Linked DNA regions of Homo sapiens: region 2 is linked to region 1. Evidence: read pairs that join two places in POLR2A ChIA-PET (ENCODE). Cell type or tissue: Panc1. All regions are shown on one strand.

Region 1 (8,000 bases):
AGAAACACTTCTACGGAGAAACATTTCCAAAATTGCATTGTTTTTTATTTCTGGCCAGAACATCTGTCCTGAATTCCTGTCTCCCTTCCTTCACTTGGCATCAGGTTGAATAGTGAGAAGGAGAAGGAAGAAATGAATAGTTACTGAACACTTACTATGTCATTTTATTTATTTCTCATAACTGTCTTATCAGATAGGTGTCACAGGCAGACTATTGGAAAGAGGGTCCCTTCCCACGCATGTGTGTAGCTGTCCGTAGTCCTGAATCTCATTGCTCTCTGACTGGGCTCCACCCAGACAGTGTGTATAATGATTCATGGGAGCTAAGGGGAAAAAACATATTGGCCTTTCAATTTAGATATTTAAATTTAAAATCTATGAAGGTTTACTAAGATGCAATTTACAGATGAAAATGAATGCTCAGTATTTGTCACCTACTGTTTGTCAGAGATCCTGGAGAAAGTGTAAGTGCCCCATGGTGCAGAGGAGCCACCCATGACACTCTCACTCCATGTTTGGCTTTCAACATTTTATGGTTGATTAGGGATGACTTGTGCCCAGTCAAGTAGAGTTACAGATTATATTATTTAAAATACTAGAGCTGAGAAAAGATTATGAAAGCCTTCTGTACCAGATAGAGTTTCACTGGTTATCCCAGTGGGCTGGGTACTTAAAAGAGTCATCAGTGTAAGCAAGCATTTTTCTTCCATTAGTAAATTATTTTAAATTACTATTTATTTTTATCTCATGCTTTTAAAAACCTCCATCTTAAAAATGTCCACTTATGTATGTTTTAGAAATAAAATATTAGTACAGAAGTTAACTGTGTACTGTGTTAATATAGAAATATATATACATTGGTACTAGAAGCTCAAAATTTTTATTGCCAGTAGAGGAATATGATCAAAAAAGAGTGAAGACTACTGTCTTAGAGTCTAGTTCTTTCTTTTAATGTGATTGAAACTTGCTCTCATTCTTTTGGAGCAATTAAAAGTAAGGAAAAGGCAGGGGTAGCTAGAAGGGAAAAAGCAAAGATGGAGACACAGAAGAGATGAAGGCTTTGGCGGGCCAGTGCTACTCAGGGATGGCCCAAGAGAAAGCAAGAGAAAAATCTGTCCAAAGCTGTTTTCACATAATCACATTAACCAAGGACAAAACCACAGTCAACCCCAGCTAACCTACTAAGCAGCTAAAAAAGGGTCAGAAAGGTACATACACATCAAAGGATATGGAGCCAGCAAGTGTGGAGATGAACAATGGTGGTTCTACGAGCACCCCAAAGACTACCGATGAAGGCACTGAACTCTCTCTGAGGCTGAATTATTCCCAATGGCTCCTGATTTTTTCTGTTTTTATTTTCTATCCTGATGAGAAATGCGCTGATTTTCACCCTGTCTCAGAACTAATAGAACTTTGAGATGTAGTTCACAATTTATGTAACTGATTTCATATACTTCTGCCAGCTATATCATGTTTCTGACAATTACAAATATTTCTCTCCTCACACCAAGGAATTGTGGGGCATCCACAATCATGCTGCTCTCCCTTGTATGCTACAGTCTGGGTGCTATTCCATCTGACACTGCAGGCAAACAAACTGAGGCTGACAGGGGTGATGTTACTTACCCAAGGACTCAGGGGGGTAATTGGCAGAGACAAGATTGAGATCCACGTCGATCTGAGAAGGTTTCTTTTTTTTTTTTTTTTTTTTTTTTGAGACGGAGTCTCGCTCTGTCGCCCAGGCCGGACTGCGGACTGCAGTGGCGCAGTCTCGGCTCACTGCAAGCTCCGCTTCCCGGGTTCACGCCATTCTCCTGCCTCAGCCTCCCGAGCAGCTGGGACTACAGGCGCCCGCCACCGCGCCCGGCTAATTTTTTGTATTTTTAGTAGAGACGGGGTTTCACCTTGTTAGCCAGGATGGTCTCGATCTCCTGACCTCATGATCCACCCGCCTCGGCCTCCCAAAGAAGGTTTCTTAACTAAATTCTTTTCTGTATTCTAGGTGTTAGTCTGGATACCCTCAATCCCAAGGCATCTCAACCAGTAGCAATTTTTAGCGGTTCAGGGTATCCCCAAGCTGTTCTCAAAACTTCAAGTCTCATTAAAATGGCACAATACAGGTGATTTTTTAATGAGTACAGTGTTTTTATTGGATGAAATCTTTCAAGGGTGGAGTTAATGATGTAAGAAAATCAGATATGTGGTCATCGGTGGTCAGAATATGGGGAGCCATTGCTTTAGATTTTCACCCAGAAGACAAATATCCCGCATTAAATCCCTTTAACTTCAATAGCATACAACTTAGCCAGACTTCTTATTAAGCAGGTAACCTCAGGCTGTTCATTTGACCTTATGTGCTTCAGTTTCCTCCTCTGTAAAATAGGGATGAAGACAGACATACCTCTGAGTGTTATTGTACGGATTGAAAGAACTGAAACATGTACAGAACTTAAAACAGTGCCTGACACATAGTAGGAATTCAGGGACAACTGTCGTTCTTATTGTTATAACCTCAGCTTCCTTGTCTGTAAAATGGGGGTAGTTTATGTACTATTTATCTCATAGGATGATTGTAAGACTCAAATGAAATGGTGAAAAAGTGCTTCATAAGCAATGTCATACTCTGAAGATGAGAAAGTATGCTGCAATTTTCACTCCTATGTCTCACATACGAAACAAGTCTAAGAACAGTGTATTCCAGCCAAGAAATTAAAAGCTTTGTTCCTTTGGAGTCAAGAGTGTGTCCCTGCACAGATCAATGTTGCTGAAGTGAAAAGAGAGAGATTTAATTACGTTGAGCCTTAGTGCCTTCCCCACTGAGAGCAGAGAGCTCCTGGTGAGAGGAGTAGCTGAGTGTGGAGGTGACAGGTCGTCGTATGAGTGCCTGGGGACTCCTAGACATAAGCTCTGTCACCTTCCTAGGGCCAGACAACTTGACAAGGGAAGAGCTGGCTCCAAGGAGAAGGTGTGAACCTGTGTCTTTGAAAGGCCATGATCTGTGATGAAATCTGTTTTGTGTGTGGCACCCTGGGGAGAAGGAGGCTAAGGCTGCCTTCCTGGCCCTTGCATGGCAGTGTGTAAATCTTCATGTTCAAGGCATATGGTGTTTGCATACACTGGTATCCACATCCTAAGGGGTATGAGCACCCACATACTGAGTCTCATATGCATAAGGTCATATGCATGCTTGAGAGTCTGTGTGTACATGTATCTACGGCCTGGGCACATCCTGCATGCATAAATGGGTTTGCATGTGGATGCTGCTTCTGCCTCCATGGGCAAAAATGTGCCTCAATGTCTCTGCACTTGGCCTGGTGGACATTTACAGATGTGGATGGCCATGTGGACCCACCTGTGTGAGTCCATGGCATCACAGATATATGAATTCTGTACATGTCCTTGTCATGTGTTTCAGTAGAGTTTGAGAATCTGAGACAGACTGTGGGGTTGTCCACTGGGACCATCTGTGGAGCTGGGTCTCCAAGATTGTGGGTGAATGCCCCAAAGCTAGGAAGAGATAGGAAGGTTTGCATGAGAGAAGCTGAGCTCACAGCTCCAAGCAAATGGATCTTGCATCCAGCCAGAGGGGTCAAGGAAGACCAGATACTGAACGACAGGAGGTGCAGAGCCTGGGCTGTAAGGAGGACAGTTGAAGAGCAGGGAACGGCACACTGCAGAAATGTGGAAGCAAAGTGCTCTGGCCACCAATCCACAACTGCCAAGCAGGCACAGGCAGAATAGCATTTTTGTTGTTTAATTAGAGATGTTCCGTTAAAGGTATCATACCAGCTATACCATGTGTATGCATGGAAGACATCAATGTGTGTATTGTCATGCATACACTGAGGTCTGTATTTGTACAGGTCCTTCCCAGGGCTTGACATATGCCCAGGGCATGTCAAGGATTTCCACTGTTACTCAGACAGCATTTAGACAGCACTAACTGTGTGCATGATATGTTTGGGAGAGGATGGAATGAAGTGGGATCGTGTCCCCTGTCCTTGAGGTTTTTATATTCTAAATGGGGCCAGAAACAGAGAAATATGCAAGCAGAGAAAAATTATAAAGCAGCATAAATAAGATGGGTAGGAATTCTACTGCCTAGACTTGTGTTTAAGCCTGAACTTGGCCTTGTACTAGCTGTGTGGCCTTGTGAATGTTATTTAACTTCTCTGAGTTCCTTTTCCCTCATCTATCGGATATAGCATCAATATAACACAAAGATATAGCACTAGGTTGCTGTGAGAATTAAAGGAAGTAATATATCAAAGGCACCTAATAAAATATAAAGTACAAAGCAAATACGATGGATGTGGGCTTGCTCAGGCAGGCTTCTTGGAGGAGGAGACGAGAACTGAACAGGGTGATGGGCAAGGCTAACCCTAGCCCAGGAGAGGATGCGACCATTCTAAACTCCATATCAGGCAGCCCTTGCCCTCACACCTCAGCAGTATCCAAACACCAGGCTTCCTCTAATCACTGAATATCGGGGCAGGAGAGGACCTTAGAAACATGAACCTAACCCATCATGTTGCTAAGGCAGAAACAGACTCAGAAGAGCTCATCAAAGCCTTTCCAGAAGTTTGCAGGAGTAGCTGACACAGTGTGAGGCACTGTGCTGGTGCTTCTGCACACATTCTCAGCCTGGGTTATTGGCTGAGTTGCTGTTAACCAATACAGTATCTTTATCAAATAAGAAAAGTACTCTCCTCTGGACAGGTGCAGTCCATCAGAGACTCGCATGACAAGCTGTAAGCAATGTTGTGTGAATGCAAACTAGAACACTGCCTCATTCAGGCAGGTACAGCCCCTGAGCACACCACTGGCCACCAAGCCACAAGGTGGACTGCAGTCCCCCTCTCCTCTCAGGCAAACGCCCTGCATGACCCTAGAGAGTGGCTGACCCTGGGTTTGAGCCTGGCTAGGGCAGGGGTCAGCCAACATGTAGGCACTGATGATGTGGCAGGAAACAGGACATCGTCCTCACCCCCGCAGGAATTCTCAGTTTATTGCAAGAAATGACAACAACAACGACGACAAAATGTGCAACCAATCACTGTAAAAAGTTCTGTGGGAAAAGGAGGCTACAGGCTCAGAGGAGGACCCCAAACCAAGCCTCAGGGTAAGGAGCAGCTTCGTGGAAAGATGGTGAAGGATTTAGGACACAGTGAGGTGTAGGTATATTTGGCACACAGCAGCGGTGGGAGTGCACAGCTTTTACATTTTGATGCAGCCCCATCAAACCAATGCATTGAAATGGCCCCTAAATCAAAAATGGATCCATTAAAATAATAATAGATACCATTTATTGGGCACTTACCATGTGTTTTAATTCATGTACTTCTGTCACAACCTTAGGAGACAGGAACCGTCATTATCCACACTTACCCACGAGGAAACTGGGGGGTTCAGTGCCTTGCCTGCAGTACCCATGGTCAATGGCAGAAATGGGGGCTGCTGTGAAGCTGTGTCCCTCACCACTACCCGATGCCACCTTTTCTCAGGACTGCTTCCCTTGGCAGATCCCAGGGACAGGGGCTGAAGCAGAAGCCAGATGTGCAGGGTTACCAAATCTAGGGGAGTGTGGTGGCCATGGAGAATATTCCTCTCAGATACCCAGCTTCAGGGAGCATGACTGCCCAGCGGTCCCCACAACTGCTTTCCAAAATCTAGCACAAACGCTGTGTCCTGACTGCCCCTGGCCACCCCCAGCCAATGGAGGAGCGGGGCAGGGATAATGAGGAAGGGCCCTTCCTGGAGACGTGGGACTCCTCTCGTGGGCAACCTTGGCTCCAGGACTCCCAGACAGCCTTGCCAAAGTTTCCGTAGGATTGTCTAAAACACTTCCCCCATCCCTCCCTCCCCTCCCTTGCTCCTTCACCGGGAGTCAGGTCTGCATCATGGACTTGTGGCTTTTCCAGCCTCCCCTGGCCTCTACATTTTTTCCCACAGGCATTTCCCCTAACAGATTTCTTGCATGTTTAATCCTGTCTCGGTTTCTGCTTTCTCGGAGGGCCTGAACTAACACAGATGGGGTGGGTAGGTCTGTGTGGAAGCAATGTGGGGGCCCAAGGGAGGTCCCTGAAGCCAAGGACTTGGAGCCTGGAAGGCAGATGAATGGGATACTCGGGAAGAATGCACAAGCAGCTGTCACGGGAAGCCCTGACACTCTGCTCATTCATCTTCAGGCCTCAGAGAGGCTGCCGTTTCTTGAAAGGGACAATCCTCCTTCCCTGCCAAACACCCTCCTGTCTTCCCTCCACCTACCCTCACCTGGTCTCATCTGGAGGTCATTCTTGCAGGAAGCCTTGACATTCTACACGGGTGATGTTTTGCCTCCTTTTACCACCACAGCCCGGTTGAACAGCGCCTGTCCCATAACTGGTCTGTGCAGGGGGAGCTGTGTTTGTGCATCTAAGCCCCCACTAGTTGGGGGACTCCTTGTGGTGGGTGTCAGTCTGAGCCATTCATCACTGTATCCTAGTGCCTGGTGCAGTAGTGCCTGGAATGCAGGTGTTGTTGAATGAATGAATATGTGAATACATGAGTGAGTGGCCTCACAGCAGATCTGCGGCTTGCCTTGTGTGATGCAGATACAGTGCCTGGATGTAGTGCCTCCCAGGGGACAAGTGGGACCAGAGAGTCTGATATGAACCTGACCTTGCTAATGAGCAGGTGGGTGGCTCTGGCCATTCTCAAATTCACTGAGCCTTAGTTTCCTTATCTGTGAAAAGCAGTGATAATGCCGAACTCCCCAAGTTGTGAGGATAACGCCAAACTCTTTGCCTGAAACATGTAACAAAGTGGCTGTCACTGTAACAGGAACTCAAACACATCAGGCCCTGTGGCCTGGACCCCAGCTGCCCCACTGCAGACCTATTGCCCATATGTAGCAGCGCTCAAACAAAAGCAGAACGTCTGCTTTTTTGATTATATTGAAAAAATAATTACTTAGGCTTTGCCGTCTGCACTACCTGCCATCTCTCTCCCCAGTCCCCGTTTTCTCTTCTCCTGATTATTAAAAACATAATAAACATATATTGCTCCCATGCTACTGTCATAGCCACTGGGGATTAAGAAATGAGTAGATGAGAGTCTTCTTTCTTAGAGCTTGTGGTCCAGTGAGGGTTGGGGAGAGAAAGAGAATAGAAACAAACATAAAAATAAATAATTGCTACTCGGTGCAGTAAAAGCCACAATAGATTAAGACTCAACTGCTGGCATGTGACAACATATATCCAAAATTTCCCAAAACATAGCCAATTTCAAATTATTTTATTATTTTTCACTAGAAACAATTTGTTGGGCATGATTTAATATGTTTTAATTTTTTATTATGAAATACTTCAGGCATATAAAAAGCGTAGGTATAATGAACAACTGTGTACCAACCACGCAGCGTAAAATACAAAACCTGTTTGCATTTTTCTTTTTCTCCCCAGTGGTAACCTCTCTCCTGAATTTGGGTTTATCTTTCATTAGTGTGTTTTTGGTTTTTTTGTTTGTTTGTTTGTTTGTTTTGAGATGGAGTCTCTCTCTGTGCTCAGGGTGGAGTGCAATGGCGCGATCTCAGCTCACTGCAACCTCTGCCTCCGGGGTTCAAGTGATTCTTCTGCCTTAGCCTCCCAAGTAGCTGGTACTGCAGGCATGTGCCACCACATTCAGCTGATTTTTGTATTTTTAGTAGAGACGGGATTTCACCATGTTGGCCAGGATGGTCTCAATCTCTTGACCTCATGATCCACCCACCTTGGCCTCCCAAAGTGCTGGGATTACAGGCGCGAGCCACCGCACCCAGCCCTTAGTGTGTTTTTATGCTTTTGTCACATATGTACTCATCTACAAATTATATATGACATTGTTTCACAAGTTTTAAAACTTTGTATAAATGTTACATACTGTATGTATCACTCTGCAACATTTTTGTTTTTGCTCAACATTATCTTTTTGAGATGTATGTATGTTGATGCCTATATCTCTAATTCGTTCATTTTGACTGC
Region 2 (8,000 bases), 110 kb before region 1:
CTATGGTTATCTCAGTGCTCCCAGATCTACGAGAAAGGATGGTCAGACCTATTCGAATTCAAGCGAGGAATGACACTTGGGACACATCAACACGGGCTAAGGTCCCATTCCTTGTAACATATTATAAAACATGTAGCACATAAACCTGCCCCATCAAGGGAACCAGTGTAATTGGTGCACCTTCTCTCGTAGCATTTAAGGTGTTATCTCTATAAATACAGTGCATTTTGCTTTAATAAAAAATGAATTTTCCAGAACAGTGACAGTATTGACCTTACATATTATCCAAATAGAAATTGTAATGAAACAAGTCGAACAGTGAGTAGTTATAATAGATATGCAAATATTGGTCTTTTCTTAAAGGTCTTTCGGCCTACTCACACGTGTCTCTTATGTGTCTGAGAGGGTGGATTCAGCCTGCATTTATAATCTAGGAGGACACAGAGGAGGAAGGGAGAGGGAGGAGGGGAAGTCTGTCAAACAATCACAGAGGATAAGAATCCAGGAAGATTGTGCTAGAGTCCATAGCTTCAGAAATGGGCTTTGGGGTAACTGTTCTGTGTTCAGTGTGTTCACATGTGCAGTATCATTTTATCCACACCTGTGACACAGGTATGGCTGCTGTTATTTTATGAATGAGAAAACCAAGGCTCATAAACATGTGTAACTTGCCCAAAATCACACAGCTGACAAATAGCATCATTAGACTCTGTGCTCCAATCTTCCCCCTCTAAGTTAGTTGATTTTTCAGCTCAAATTTACCTGGACGAGGTCCAGCTATAATCATCAAACGGAATCTATACATTTATTTCCTGAATAACTCAATGGATATTTATTGAACGTCTCCTGTGTGCTGTTCTGGGTGTTATAAGAAACTTAAAAAAGCTGAGAAATGGTTTCTGATCTAAAGAGTTCACAGGTTGTCAAAGAGATGTCTACAGACTTCAGAGACTTAAAAATGCAATTGAGGGAAGCAAACACACAACTCAACTCTCCTGAATACAACCCTACCATGAGCCTTTTTCCAAACTCACCAGCCAGTCTCCATCTGTAAAGTGGCACAGCTTTGTTTCAGAGTTTGCATGCAATGGCAAATGTGAATTGAAAGGCTATATTGTTCAATCTTTAATTATCTCTAGATAGAGTGTACCTTTGGTGGTCTACCAGTGGAAATTTCTAGATGGTTTATTGAGCAGATGGGATGCAGCCATGGAAGAGTTTAATTTTTTTTCCCCATCACTATTTTCTCTCAAGCGCTGATGAATCTATCCCTTAATAACAAGCCTGGCAGACCTCTCAGCTTTCTTGTCACTTTCACGAATAAAAATGTCCAGATTAGATTAGTTTAAAACTTCAATCTCACCCAATTTGATGCTCACTTTTTCCTTCCACTCCTTTCCTGGTAGGCTTAGGTATGAGAGACTTGTAGGTGAGAGAAGGCATCTGCCCCCTGGAGACCTCCTCTTCCCCCTTATTTCCTGGGATAGTGGGGTACAGGTAGAAATCGTATGGGATAAACATCTCTTATCTCAGGCTATTTCCCTCTTTTCTTGACTAACTTTAGCTGCCATTCATACCTCCTGTGTTATAAGAAAGCAAGTAATGCCTCTAATCGCAGGAACATGCAAAGTCTCAAGGGCACCCTGCTTAGATAGGCATGGGTCTGATCAGCTGTATTAATAGACAGCACACCTGAAAAAAGCTACCAATCCCTCTAATCTCTGTGAGAAATTCTCTTGAAAATGCTTCACTTAGGTGGAGGACCACTCATTAGGGAGAGGAAGGAAAAACCACAGTACTCCTCCCAAGCGAACAACTTCTGCTCTGGCCTTTCTCCTCTAATCCCTAGACATCTATTTATACAAGCTTTGTGCAAATAGGTGGAGATGAGAGAGAACCAGGATGATGGCTGAGGACTCCAGAGTCCTCAAACTAGCGTCTGCATTATTCATTTGGTGCTTGGTTTCCCTTTGTCCTCAGCTTTGGGTTCTAGTTGCCAACCCTGGGCAGCCAGAGAAGATCTACTCCACAACCTGTATGTAAAATGGCAGTATTGACCTGTATATTATCTAAAATCAGCAGGAACCTTGCCTGTTTGTTCACTAGAACACTATAGCTGGTACAAGCAGGGAAGACCTGCTCACAAGACATTTATATTTTAGAGCGAGACAAAAATATATACATGCATACATAATAACAAACAAACAATACAAAGTCAGTGTTGTGTACTATGCAGATCATTATTGTAAGAAGTAACTGGAGCTAATTTAGATTATATCATTAAGAAAGGCTATTTTAAGGAAGTGACATTTGGACTGTGATTTGAACGACAAGCAGAGAACCAGCATGTAAGATTAGAAGAGCCCATTCCAGTCAGCAGAGAATAGCTCATACAGAGGCCTTGGGAGGAAGGCCCTGTGGGTGGAGCAGAGTAGAAAAGGGCTGAAAGACCAGAGCTGAAAGTTTGGATCAGAGAGTAGGTAGGCCGTGGATCCCATAGGATTTTTTTCCCCTAAAGATATTTGGCTGGGTGCTGTGGCTCATGTCTGTAATCCCAACAATTTGGGAGGCCAAGGTGGAAGGATTGCTTGAGCCCAGGAGTTCAAGACCAGTATGGGTGGGCAGCATAGGAGAACTGGGCTCTACAAAAAATTTTAAAAATTAGCTGGGAATGGTGGTGCATGCCTGTAGTCCCAGCTACTCAGGAGCCTGAGGTGGGAGGATTGCTTTGTGCCCAGGGAGTTGAGGCTGTAGTGAGCCGTGATTGTACCACTTCACTCCATCCTGGGCAACAGAACAAGACCCTGTCTCCAAAAAAAAAAAAAAAAAAAAAAGTTAAAGTTTTTTTTATTATATTCTAGATGAAATGTGAAGCCATGGGAAGATTTTAAGCAGGGAATGGCCATGACACATGTTTTAAAAAGATTTCTTCAGCAGCTTTTGGATTGTATGAGGCAAAAGTGGAAGTGAATAGAAGTGAATAGTAAATCAAACAAAAAATGATGAGTGGCTTGGGCTAGGTCTCTAGCAGTGAGAACAGAGGGAAATGGGAAAACTGATAGAGTCAGAGGAATAATGCACCAAACTGGCTGATAAATTGAGTGCTGGGGGTGAGGAAAAGAGAAAATTCAAAAATAGCATGACCATTTTTGGCTTAAGGAACATGGTGGGTGGTGGTGCCGTTTCTGCACAACAGGAAAAATAAAGAAGTAGCCTAGAGGGTCAAGAGTTGTCTGTTAGTCATATAAGATTTGATATGACCTGTTAACTTCCAAAAGAGAAAGTCCAATAGGCACTGGGCATTTAGATGCACGGATCTGAAGTTCCTGAAGACATCAGGGTTAAAGAGGCATATTGAGGATTCATCCGAGTTTAGATGGCACTTGAAGCTTTAAGATGGTAAGACTTTCTGAAACAGCATGTTAATGGCATTCGAATCACCTGGGGATCTTGTTAAAATGCAGATTCTGATGCAGTGGGTCTGGGGTAGAGCCTGATAATGTGCATATCTGACAAGCTGGTAGGTAATGCAGGTGCTGTGTAGAGACCTCATTTTTCCTAACAAGGATCTAGAGAGACAGGACAGAGACCTGTGAAATCCAACATCTATAGTGGGAAAAGGAGGAACCTGTAAAGGAGATGTCTCTCCTTCCCTCCCTCAATTCTTTCCATCCTCCCTGCCTTCCTCCACCCGTAAACATTTATGAGACCAATTAGGTGTCAGCAGTGGTGTTCAACAGTTTTCTTATGTTCCTGTATTGACTGAAGATTGCCAAACCTTAATTCAGTCTTTTATTCTGCAAGTAAATTTCCCACTCCCTGCTGCTAAGACCTTTCTGCTGAACTGAAAGGCTCTGTTTACCTGTTTCCAGAAATATCCAGATTAGAAATTTAAGAATGTAAACACCTGTTTGATAGGATCCCCTTAGGAGCCTTAACTACCTTTATGCAGATGGTAGAGGGGGAGCAGGAAAATGTGGGGATAGGATGTTTTGGCTAAGCTTGACCTTGGGGATGAGAACAGTCGGGGAGTTAGAAATTCACCCATTGTCCAAATGCAACCAAGTGTGGAGTAGACAATTCTAATTTCAAGAAAGAGGAGGAAGATTGTGTCCTTCACAGCCAGGACTGTGTTCCATCAGAACCAATATTTATTGCGCTTGACAAAGGAAAAGAAAGAAAGGAAGAAAGAAACAGGAGGGAGAAAAAAAGCACTGCCACCAACATCTAGTTAAGGGAAAACAACTCAGACTGAACATGACTCATCTGAAAGCAAACAAGTCAATTAAACAAGTGATGTCTCTGAAGCAATCCGGTCCCCCTCTAGCCCAGCTACTAAATTGCATCTTGCTTACTCCTCAGCTCGAAGACAGAAAAGAAACAGAAGGTGGGGATGCAGCCTGGATTTATGTATGAAGAAAACGATGGTGATAAAAGACAGGGCTTTGAAAAGCAATCAGAGCTGCCAGCCTCCCAACTGAGAACTGTTTAAAATAGCACCATCAAATAAAAGCTGCATATATACCAGTCAAATCCTAAGATCCCCTTTGGATATGATTTCCAGAATGCCAGAATAATGTGCTATGTCTCCTTTTCTTTCTTCTCTCTCTTTCTGTCTTTCTCTCTCACTCCTTCTCTCTCCCAGCTCTTTCTGTCTCTCTCTCCCCCCGTCCACCTTCTGCCTCTCTCTGTCTCTCTCCCCCCCTTCCTTTCTTTCTCTCTCTCTCTCTCTCTCTGTAACACACACACACACACACACACACTCAAAGGATGCTGGGATCTAGGTTAGGTCTGAAGAGAGAAAGTGAGCTTGAGATCTATAATTTAGCAAAACACTTGGGTAGGGTAGAAAGAGGAGAGGATAGACCATTTCATTAGCCAACGATTCCATTCCTAGCACTTTTAATAACATGAATGTCTGGGTCATATGGAGGACTTCCCAGAGTGAAAAGCAATTTCACATTCATGATCCTAGGCAAGCCTTCTTACCACACCTGTGAAGGAAGTCAGAAATGTTGCCCCTCTTCTTCATATATGAAGAAACTAAGACACTCGAAGATATAATGGCATTTGTCTAAAATTACTTTGTAAATCAATGAAAGAGCCAGGACATAAACCAAGGGCTTTGGCACTCATGATCAGTGTTCTTTCCACTAAACCACACTAAACTTCTGGTTGGAGATGTGAAGAGTGACAGCTTTGTCCTCAAGATATGGCCAAGTTTGTGCATCCACTTCCCCTAAATGCAGTGAGTTCTCAGCTCTGAGGCATTGCCTCATTCTGGAACATGAAGACCAGCAAGTCAAGTTAGTAAGTCTATTGCTCAGTGTCAGTGCCAGAGCTGTTCTAGCTACCCCAGGGGACACAGAGAAACCTAAGGCGTACCTACCACCTGGCTCTGCATGCTTCAGTAATCAACACATGTTGACTCATGAAGAAAGGTATGAGGAGGAGTTATGATAGGTAGAGATGATAGCAAGGGGTGAGAGTGATAATTAACAATGATGGCAGTAGTATGGTTATTTATTCAGTTAGTATTTCCTATGTTTCTGGCTCAACGTTGCCACTGGAAGATGATGATGATAACAAAGATGATGATGGAGAGGACTATCCATCATGGCACTGAAAGTGTACAAGTTTGGAAGTTAAACTGACCTAAGTTCAAAGCCCTGCTTCATCACTTACTCTTTGAGGGATTTTAGGCAAGGTGATTCATCCTTCCTCGAGCTTCAGCTTGTTCCTCTTTCAGATGGTGGCAATATCAACTACCTTGCTTGCCCTTACTGGGTTTCTTACTTCATGTCAATCAAATTGAGCACCTACCATTCACCAGACATGGTACTAAATGTTCAGTTCATAAAGATGAATAAGATTCCACCCCTGCCCTTGAAAAGGTTGTGTTCTAGTGGGGAAGACAGGGCTACATTCCAATACCTACTGTAAGCTACCTATGAAAATGGCAGTATGTGTGAGTTCTAGGAGCACAGAGGAAGGTGTGATTAATTCCACCTGGGCCAAGGGAAGGCTGCAAGGAGGAGGCATTTAAGGGGAGCCATGTTGAAGTTTTATAGGTAGACAAGAGAATAGTGAATGCAAATGCACAGTAGTTTGAAACAGTGGCTGATTGTGGGAACAGCAAGCTGTTTTGTGACTATAAAACACATTTGTGGATGTGAAGGCATTCTGAAAGCCATAAAGCACCATCTCTGCACACTTAGGGACACATTACATTGATACGGATCCCTGACCAGCATGAGGCACTGAGACTAAGTCCGTTCTTGCCGCCTTTTCATCTTTTTATCTGCCTTTAGACTGATTTCCACTGCACTTTCTGGAAAATAACAGCCTTTCTTCCACAACCATGGAGCTGGACTCCTTCAAGCAAAGAAGGCAGAAAAAATAAGATTTTGTGGAAGAGGAGTCACTCAGAGACACACAGCAAAAGGGTGGGCTGAAGTTGCAACAGAAGCAGTTCAGAACATTTGCAGAAAGTCAAATACTGCGCTAATGAGAGAGTGTCAGGCTCAGGAGCAATCACATTAGAACCTATAGTAACTTATTTTTTGATATAAAAATAATATATATTCCTTATAGAGTATTTGGAATTTGCACAAAATAAAAAGAATACTCAAAATCTCATCACTTAAATAACTTTGAAATTGTTTATTTTTTATTTCTTACAAAATTAGAATTATTCTAAATAAATTGCTTTGTAATCAGCTTTATTAAAATTAAACTATTTTTGTGAGCGTTTTCCCCATGTCATGAAATTCCTTTGCAACATGATATTTTACATTTTGAAATGCTTTAGATATAAAAGATGATTTAGAAAGTAACATAATGAATGCCCATGAACCCAACCTCCCACCTAAGAAGTGAAACACTGCAGACACTGAAGCCCTGGTGTGTACCACGATTGCTGTGGCTGCTGAGCTGCAAGGAGGGAGACCATGGGCCCCTGCAGCAGACCACAGCCTTGCCCCTGGGTCTGGCCTCCTAGGGCCTACCTGCTTCTTTAATACTGGGAGGGCTCCATGCTAGCACATTCAAAGTGTGTGGTTAGAGAGAAAAGAACTTCATGATTCACCCCAACAAACGAGGTCTGGGGGTGTCCCCACTAGGTGCATTCTGCTCTTCTGCAGATTGGACCACTAAGGACCGGCTTTCATTGTGTCCATAAACCCCCACTATCATGCAATGACCCACATGTTTGTCTGTATCTCTTTTTACTGTTTTTCAGGGCAGGGACCTTGTCTTTCCTGTTCATCTTAGCACCTATCACAGTGCCTGGTAAGAGGTTATATTTTTTTAAAGCTGAATCTAGCCAATTCTGCAAACCACAGTTTTGTTAGGGGGAAGTTGATCAGGTATAAGTTAGTGTATAGGTTCGGGGACTTTGCAGCCTTGCCCTTTTTTCTGACCCTGAGCAGAGGTTAACAATGTGAGGTGTAAGATCGGATTCTGGCTTTCAGTCTCAGCTCTACCATTTACTTATTATTTAACTCCCTGAGCCTCAGTTGCTTCACTAATAAAACAGGAGAACCCTAGTCTTACCTGCCTTCTCTGCTATTATTAACATTTGAGGCCCACAGCCCACATTCTCATGGTCCCTTCATTGTAGCCTAACATCCCACCATCAAAGATCCCCCTTTTTTTTTTTTTTTTTTTTTTTTGAGACGGAGCCTCACTCTGTTGTCCAGGCTGGAGTGCAGCAGTGTGATTTCACTGCAATCTCCACCTCCTGGGTTCCAGCAATTCTCCTACCTCGGCCTCCCAAGTAGCTGGGATTACAGGTGCATGCCACCACACCCAGATAATTTTTGTATTTTTAGTAGAGATGGCGTTTCACCATGTTGGCCAGGCTGGTCGTGAACTCCTGACCTTTAGGATAATCATATTCCCATGGAATGTTAAATCAGTACATACATGCTCTCTTCTCCCAGAAACTGCTCCATCCCAGTCTCCATGAATATTAAGTGAGATTTGGTATTTAAATTCCC

What was found. Peaks named below come from ENCODE experiments on the same cell type or tissue, not always from the same donor. Only the 100,000 strongest peaks of a DNase experiment are listed, where the experiment ranks them.
Region 2: POLR2A ChIA-PET joins it to region 1 with 6 read pairs; 2 of 35 experiments call an interaction of 5 or more read pairs at or near these places.

Annotation. Positions count from the first base shown.
Region 1 is chr1:58,460,423-58,468,422 of GRCh38, forward strand. It overlaps a transcript of DAB1 not described here. Among named protein-coding and RNA genes, the nearest start is that of OMA1, 82 kb to the right of the region's middle. In Panc1, no CTCF peak of the experiment used is centred here; no DNase peak of the experiment used is centred here.
Region 2 is chr1:58,354,215-58,362,214 of GRCh38, forward strand. It overlaps a transcript of DAB1 not described here. Among named protein-coding and RNA genes, the nearest start is that of OMA1, 190 kb to the right of the region's middle. In Panc1, no CTCF peak of the experiment used is centred here; a DNase peak (open chromatin) is centred at 4,337; H3K27me3 peaks cover 1,229 bases.